Linked DNA regions of Mus musculus: region 2 is linked to region 1. The links are chromatin contacts, found by Hi-C or POLR2A ChIA-PET in ENCODE. All regions are on one chromosome and are shown on one strand. The core of a region is the stretch at or near the end of the contact, and the rest is flanking DNA. Distances in the headings are between cores, read along the strand shown.

Evidence for each region. A loop is a pair of places that touch in the nucleus more often than their neighbours do. ChIA-PET counts read pairs that join two places held with the same protein, here RNA polymerase II (POLR2A).
Region 2: a loop to region 1 is called in a map of heart, with 9 times the contacts of the local background. The contact joins the promoter of Slc25a51 here to the promoter of Dcaf10 in region 1. A Hi-C loop is called at or near these places in 12 of 37 maps with a recorded cell type or tissue (T-helper 17 cell, adrenal gland, gastrocnemius and 3 more). POLR2A ChIA-PET finds 5 or more read pairs at or near these places in 1 of 5 experiments (Patski).

What each region holds. Positions count from the first base shown.
Region 1 is chr4:45,339,919-45,343,626 of GRCm38, reverse strand. Dcaf10 (DDB1 and CUL4 associated factor 10) reads right to left here and starts at 1,526. Exons shown (of 7, transcript NM_153167.2): 1 at 900-1,526. The coding sequence starts at 1,459.
Region 2 is chr4:45,406,987-45,410,694 of GRCm38, reverse strand. It overlaps Slc25a51 (solute carrier family 25, member 51), which reads left to right and starts at 1,929. Exons shown (of 3, transcript NM_001009949.3): 1 at 1,929-2,000. Gm46852 (a long non-coding RNA gene) reads right to left here and starts at 1,305. Exons shown (of 3, transcript XR_001784277.2): 1 at 1,218-1,305.

The DNA.
Region 1 (3,708 bases), core at 277-2,776:
AGGTCTGTCTAATTAACAGAGGTATACTATGTATATTAAATTTTCCCTTATGGTGATAAATGTGCTGTTTTCTCCCAGAAGTGTCAAACACTGCTGTATTTTAAATCTAATACTTGTTTAATCTTTATGTAAATACCCATGAAAGATTCCAAATAGAGCTGAGTCCTCATCATTATGATTTAACTTAGTCGCTTCCCCCCCTTCAAGCCTATTTTCTTCTCCTTTTAATATAGTTTACCGGTTGTTTTATAATGTTTTAATATATATGTAGTCTTGATATATTGTGATAAGAATGTTATTATGTCATCTTACCGTGGAGCCACAAGCAGTATTTTAAACTTGTTGTTAAACTTGTGCACTCACAAGACAGAGTACTACTAAATTTCCCTGGGGTAGTCTGAAAATTCCCTATGGCTTGAAGTAAACCAAGAGCAATCATCTTAGCAGTCTAAGCATGCAGTCTATCCCACAAAATGGCCCAAACCCTGAGAAGCGGATTTCTGCAGTCTTAGTGTCTTTCTAAAGCCTTCATTTGTCTCCTTCGTGGCAGGATCTGGCACACGGTCCAAAGAGTCTGCAAGTTTTCTACCTTTCACATAAATTCAGATCAGAACAAAGCCAACTGAGGATCACAGGAAAACGACGAGCATTTCTTTAAAGCCTATTTGTTTTGGTGTACCAGAACGCCCTAGTTGTGTACTGGCTCCGACTGACCTGAAGCGACGGCTTAAAAGTAGTTCTCTTTCCCCGAGCCTCCAGGACCCCGAAGGGAAGCACTGGGCCTGCCTATCCCAACAGGCCAGGCCAGGGCTCATAGGTGACAAAGTACCGGGGGGCACGAAGGCCAGCGGCTGCGGCCAGCCTGAGCGGAGGGAGCCCGCTGGGGTGTAGGAGCTTACCCGTCCGGAGAGTACTCGAGGTTGAAGACAGCACCGTGGGTGCGGGTGCTGAGGTACACCGAGTCTGCGGGATGGATGGACCCATACAGGTTAGTCATCGTGCGGAAATTGTCCCGAGCCGGGTCCACGAACAGCCCGCGACCGAGGCTTCGCTCTCTCAGCCACCCGAACAGTCTGGCCCCGGGGCCGCCCAGGCCTGCGCCGAGGCCCTGCCGGCTCCGCCCGCCCGCCCTCCAGTCCGGCCTCGAGCGTCTGCGCGGCGAGGAGGAGGGTGACAGCTTTGCCTGCGACGCCGACGCGGTGGCGGCGGACAACTCCAGAGCTCCGGGAGCCGCGAACTCTCCGGCGCGCTCGGCTGGGGACACCGCGGGGCCGCCCGGGAGGCGAGGGCTCCCGGCGACCGGCGGGGGAGAGGCCGCGTCAGCTCCTCGCTGCGGAGACGCCGGTCGCGGAGCTGGAGAGGGCGGTCTGGAAGCTGCCGCCGGCCCTCCGAGAGGCGGCGGCTCCTCGGCTCCAGCCGTCTCGTCCCCGCCCGGGCTGTGGGGCCCGAAGGGAAACATGACCAACGCCCCCGCCCCCTATTCCGGGCCGCTGTCCCGCCGCCCGACAACTCAGCGCTCCCGCTCCAGCCGCCACTTCCGGGTGTCGCGCCCTAAAGCCGCCGGCTGGGAAACCCGCGCCGCCGCTAGGCTGCCCTCTGCCGGGGACGTAAAAGCAGGGACACCACCGCCGGGTGCGCCACAACCTAGGAGGACTGTGAAGTCAGGATCCACGAGCCCTGTGTGTGCAATGTAGGGCACACAGAACCCGACTACAACCAGCAGAGAGTCGGCCCTCAGCTGTCAGGGAGCACTGGCTGGCTGTGTGCCGGACCAGTCCTACCAGACTGGGTCGGATTATCTACTGTTGTCCTTACACTGAAATGGAGCAGCAAGAGGGGCTGGGGGAGGGGACGGTGATTACTGTATTATATGTAGGTCACACAGTAAAGCTCTTGGCACACTGCCTACTTACTCAGCCTAGAACTCTATAAAGATTCAAGAGCAGTCGAATTTAAAAAGCATTGGACTGTACAGGGCCTAGACTAAAGGAATCTATTGATGTCATACATATCTGCCCAAATCTTGGTTGCTGCACAGTAAGGGAAATCTTTATCAGGGTTAGAGCCTTCTTCTCTTCCCCGCAAAAAGAACATACGTGCAGCTAGGAGTAAATGAGGGGAGCTAGAGATCAATCAATTCAAATCCACAAAGCCAGAGCCCACTGTCCGTCATACTCATACTACATCTGCCAAGCACTGCCCGGGCCTTGACGATATTCCCCTGTCTCCGCCCCTGCTGCCCCTGATGATATTCCCCTGTCTCCGCTCCTGCTGCCCCTGACGATATTCCTCTCTGCTCCAGCTGCTGAGTACCTCTTTTCAGGGAACTCATTAACAGGGAATAGAGGTTTCCAGTGCAGGGAAGTTTAGTCCTCAAAAAGGATAGCCCGAGGTAAAAGGAAAGGCAGATAGATAACAAACAAAACAAAATAAACCCCAACCAATTCTGTAGGTCTGTAGCGTTGTAGGGAGTTTACGTTTTAGTGACTGTGATATAAACCTGGAGGATGTGCCAACCCGTGAAGACAGACCTGGAAGATGTCTGCAGAAAGGGACTTAGATATTCAATGGTTGAACTTTAGACAGAAAATCAAGAAATCATCATTCGGTCTGAATTGGCTCCACATAATCAGATTTCACAGTGCAGGGCATTCCCCATGAAAAGCATACTAAGGTCCCAAAGGCATTGAAGAGCTGTTCACTGGGCTGAGGATGTGGTTCAGCGGTGGAACGTTTATCTAACGTGTGTGAAGCCCTAACTTCAACCCCTAGTACCGTAGAAAAGAAGAAGAAAAAACTAACCATGTTCACTGACAATTTAGAGAATCTAAGGAAAGAAAATTGGAATAAACAAGAGTTTATAAGTTTACATGTTCTCTGTTCATGTCATAATGACTCTCAAAAAGTTAAATTGTGAATAAGCTCAAGGCAATGGTGGTTATAGCACAGAATAAGTAAGTTAGTAATATGTGGTTTTAAAAATGCTTGTATTTAATATGTGAATATTCATTTATTCCAGATATTTTTACTGAAACCTAAAATAAGAGCATATTACATTAAAACTATGACCCTAGGGCTGGAGAGATGGCTCAGAGGTTAAGAGCACTGACTGCTCTTCCAGAGGACCAGGGTTCAATTCCCAACAACCACACGGTGGCTTCACAACCATCTATAATGGGATCTGATGCTCTCTTGTGGTGTGTGTCTGAAGACAGCGACAGTGTACTTGTATAAATAAAAATCAAACTTAAAAAAAAAAAAGACCATGATTCTATAATATCAGTAAAAATAAAACCTGAGAGAGCACTAAAAATCGCACTCAAATTCAGCTGTGCCTCTTCCTGTTGGCATGCTGCCTTTAGGGGCCAGAGAGATGGCTTAGCGGCTAAGAGCACTGACAGAGGACCTTTGAGAGTTTGTACACAGCAGGCGGTGGTGGCGCACGCCTTTAATCCCAGCACTTGGGAGGCAGAGGCAGGCAGATTTCTGAGTTTGAAGCCAGCCTGGTCTACAGAGTGAGTTCCAGGACAGCCAGGGCTGTACAGAGAAACCCTGTCTCAAAACTAACAAACAAAAAAAGACAAAGAGAGTTTATACACAACCACGTTAATAAGGAATTAACTTCAAGTCAATCTACATTGACCCATTTATATATACTAATACCATTTAGAAAGCTTAAGAATTTTCAACTTTAGTAACCAAAATTAA
Region 2 (3,708 bases), core at 680-3,179, 67 kb before region 1:
ACCATGAGATCCAAAAACCTGTCCCTTGTGCTTATGACAGGGGAGGGAGGTTTGCACTAACAGGCCCACTATCTGGCATTTACTGTCTTATTCCCTCCCACTGTTGAGGTGACTTCCTTCTCTGGCCCATATTCCATCAGATCACCCTGAGGCCCAGTTCAAACACCTCTTACCCCATGAATCTGTCCCTGGTTCCTTATTGTGGGGCACTGGGCTCTGCACAGACAGGCTGGTCTCCAGTCGAGCTGAGGTCTGAACCCCGGTGGTCATAGGATAGGGAAACTCTGGCGGGGTGTGGGCCTTTTTTCCCTTTTCCCACTTCCCCCGGGCCCCGTTTTTTTGTTCCCACACCTTCTCAAGGGGAAAGCCTCTCATACTTCTGCTTTTGTAGGCTTTGGGTCCATCAGACTCTGACCTCCCTTGGAGGTACCTGCTGCACAGCTGGCACCTCCTCAGGGAGCCATGACTGTACGTGTGGCAGAGGACACTAGCAGTGTGGCCCAACCCAAAATCAGGAACTTATTTTAAGACTTGAGGGTTGGGTGCTGGAGAGGTTGCTTGGTCACTCAGTTAAGAACATACACTGTGCCGGGCCGTTGGTGGCGCACACCTTTAATCTCAGCACTCGGGAGGCAGAGGCAGGTGGATTTCTGAGTTCGAGGCCAGCCTGGTCTACAGAGTGAGTTCCAGGACAGCCAGGGCTATACAGAGAAACTCTGTCTCGAAAATAACCAAACCAAACAAACAAACAAACAAAAAAAGGGGCTGGGGACTTAGCTCAGTGGTAGAGCGCTTGCCTAGCAAGCACAAGGCCCTGGGTTCGGTCCTCAGCTCTGGAAAAAAAAAGAAAAAGAAAAAGAAAAAGAAAAAGAAAAGAACATATACTCTTCTTGAGTCTGGCACCCACATGGGACAGTTCACAGCCTTTAATAATTCCAGGATCAAGAAATCTGAAGCCCTATTCTGGCCTCTCTGGGTACTTATACACATGTGCTAACAGTAGAATAAATCTATTTTCTTTTAAAAAAGAAATGTTTTGTAATTTTTTTTCCTCTTAGGAACTCATTGACTGGATCTCTAGGCAAACTTCCTTAAAGGAGGCTTTGAAATACCAAGATTGACACTCCCGTTTGCTGACGCTAGAAGGCGTGGCCTAGGAGGCGTGGTTTCCGACAGCTTCAGAAACCTGTAAACACTAAGCAGGCTGGGTCACCCACCTGGAACGGTGTGTAATGGTGAGATAATCCCAGTCCTAAGAGGCAAGCTGGTCGCACATTCAGGAGTCTGCTGAAGAGCCTGCCCACGAAGGCTGACTTTGTCCTTTCTGTCCACTGACATTTATCGCCTGTGGTTCTGCAAATCAGAACCATTGTTCAAATGTCACAACATGGAGGAACCCACTCATGGAAGAGACGAATAACTTGCCAAAAGTCACTCAAGGGATGTCACGGCTATAATTCTGACCCGGCTCTCCTAACTCACAGCAGGGTTCTCCTTCCAAGACTCCACAAACTGTGTGTGCATCTAAGGAAAAAGAGGCTAGCTGTATGACCTCATGTACAACTCAGGTGTCCTGTGAAGTGCGGTGACAAAGAGCTCTCCACCAAGCTTTGAGATCGCCTCATCAGAAGCTTTCGCGCCTCCACGCACGCGCTATCTACAGCCCTGGATCTCAACAGACTACACGCTAAATGACGCGCTTGCTGTTTTGTGGAACAACGAGGCCACCGTATAACTTCAGCTTAAGTCAGGGGGGCGGGGAGACTAGCGGCACCCCCACAGCCTGGCAAAAGGTGCGACAAGAGTCAGTACCGGACCGGACGCAGTACAAGGCAGCTATAGCGCTACCCAGACCCTGAGCGAGGCAGGGCCCTGGTCACGTGGCTCGACGACGTCCCGCCCCGCCCCGCCCCGCCCCTGCCTGGGTCGGACCAGTCTGCGCCTGCGCGGGCGCGGGCTCGCTCGCCAGCCGTCCTGCGGGCTTGCGCCCCGGGCCGTGGGTGAGTCCTGGGTGGGGTGCGGTGGGGAGCGGAGGCCGCTGTGCTGCCCTAGCTTCGGGCCAGAGAGAAGGGAGGCTTGAAGCAGGGTCGCGGGCTGCCGAGCTCCAGGTCCTGCGCTCTCCACGCGTCCGGGTCCCGGCAGCTGCGGCCCGGCTCCGGCCGAGGGCCCTGTGGTGCTGCGGCGCGCTCCGGCAGGGAGGCGCCCACAGCTCGGGAGATGCAGGCCCCGGGGGATCGCGGTGGCCCGTGGTTCCCTTTGTCTGCCACCCGCGGGATCGCGGCGGCCCGTGGTATCCGGTGGTGCTGGCCATTCCGCCCAGCGCCTCTCCGTCCTCCCCGAGTGGGCAGATGGAAGCCTGGAGAATGCTCGTTCCGAGGCACCATGTTTCATCACGCAGGAAAGAGTCTAAGGCGGGCGGGTGGGTGGGCGGGCGTCAATTGTTCCCTTCTGTGCGGATTGTTGTAGCTAGCTTAGGTAGAGGATGGCAGCGCCTCGGCCATGTTTACGACTTTTAGCTTAACCTTTGTCTTGGCCCCTACAGGCTGCCCAGCTGGTCCTAGTGCCCACCTTCTGGTTGTCAGTTTTTACCTGTTGTCTATTGAGCAGAATGAATTGTGTGTGGAGTTACCGTACCAAAATGGATCTCCGGCGCCTTTGCTTTGAAAGGATTTGAAGACTCGGATCCAGGGCACATGAGAAACCAGAGTCGTCACCCTTAGCGTTTCTTAGGGCGACATGACACTTCTGACAAGAATTGACTCTAGTCTCCTTTGTCAGATAGAAGCTAAGATAATGGGTTTTTTTGTCACAGCTGTTGCTTTGCATTTGCAGTGGTAAAATCCTGCTGTAACTAGCACTTGAACCCTGCCTGACCCTGGTTTTGTATGCTGACTCAGACCTGCTGACTAGTGGGAATTCACGTCTTTTAAGAATTACAGTCACCCTTTGCCCTGTTTTTGGTCAAAGACCTTTGTACTAAGGTCATATCTGGCTTTTGCATATCCCTGTGGGCTGAAAGTTACATTGAGTATTTAGAATTTACACTGTGCTTACATCACAGAAGTTTGACCCTTATTGGATCAAAGTGGATTTTGCTCCCTTGTGTTAGGTTCGGTGCCTTACAGCAAACTAGAGCAGTCGTAGTAAATACATTTTATAGTAAGTTGCAAAAGATTATCATTTGGAAGTATTTAAATAGGAACCAGTTTATCAGAGTTAAGTTAGTGATCTGAGTGTTGTTATAAAACATGCCATGTTTTAAAGTTTATATATATATATTTGGGGAGGGAGGTTGGGGGGCTCTAATGTGCCAAGGCGCTTGAATGGAGGTCAGAGGACAACTTTCCAGAATTTTTCTCCCACCTCTCGATTGAGCTGATTGGCAGTTAGCTCCTTACTTGATGAGCCTTCTAAACTCTTATCAGAACACTGCACACTGTTTTTCCTTCTTGTTGCTGCATTAAGAAACTTGTTACAGGCTGCAGAGATGGCTCAGCTGTTAAAGCTGTTAAGCTCATAACCCAAAAAAAAAAAAAAAAAAAAGACGCTAGTCACACCACCCTGGTAGGCAGGGTGCAGCTGACAGGAATGCTTTAAGTCTGACATCTGGGAGGTTTGCAAAACATTACATTTTAGCTAAGCATAGTGGTGCACACCTTTAGTCCCAGCACTCTAGGGGGCAGAGGCAGGTGGTTCTCTTGAGTTCAA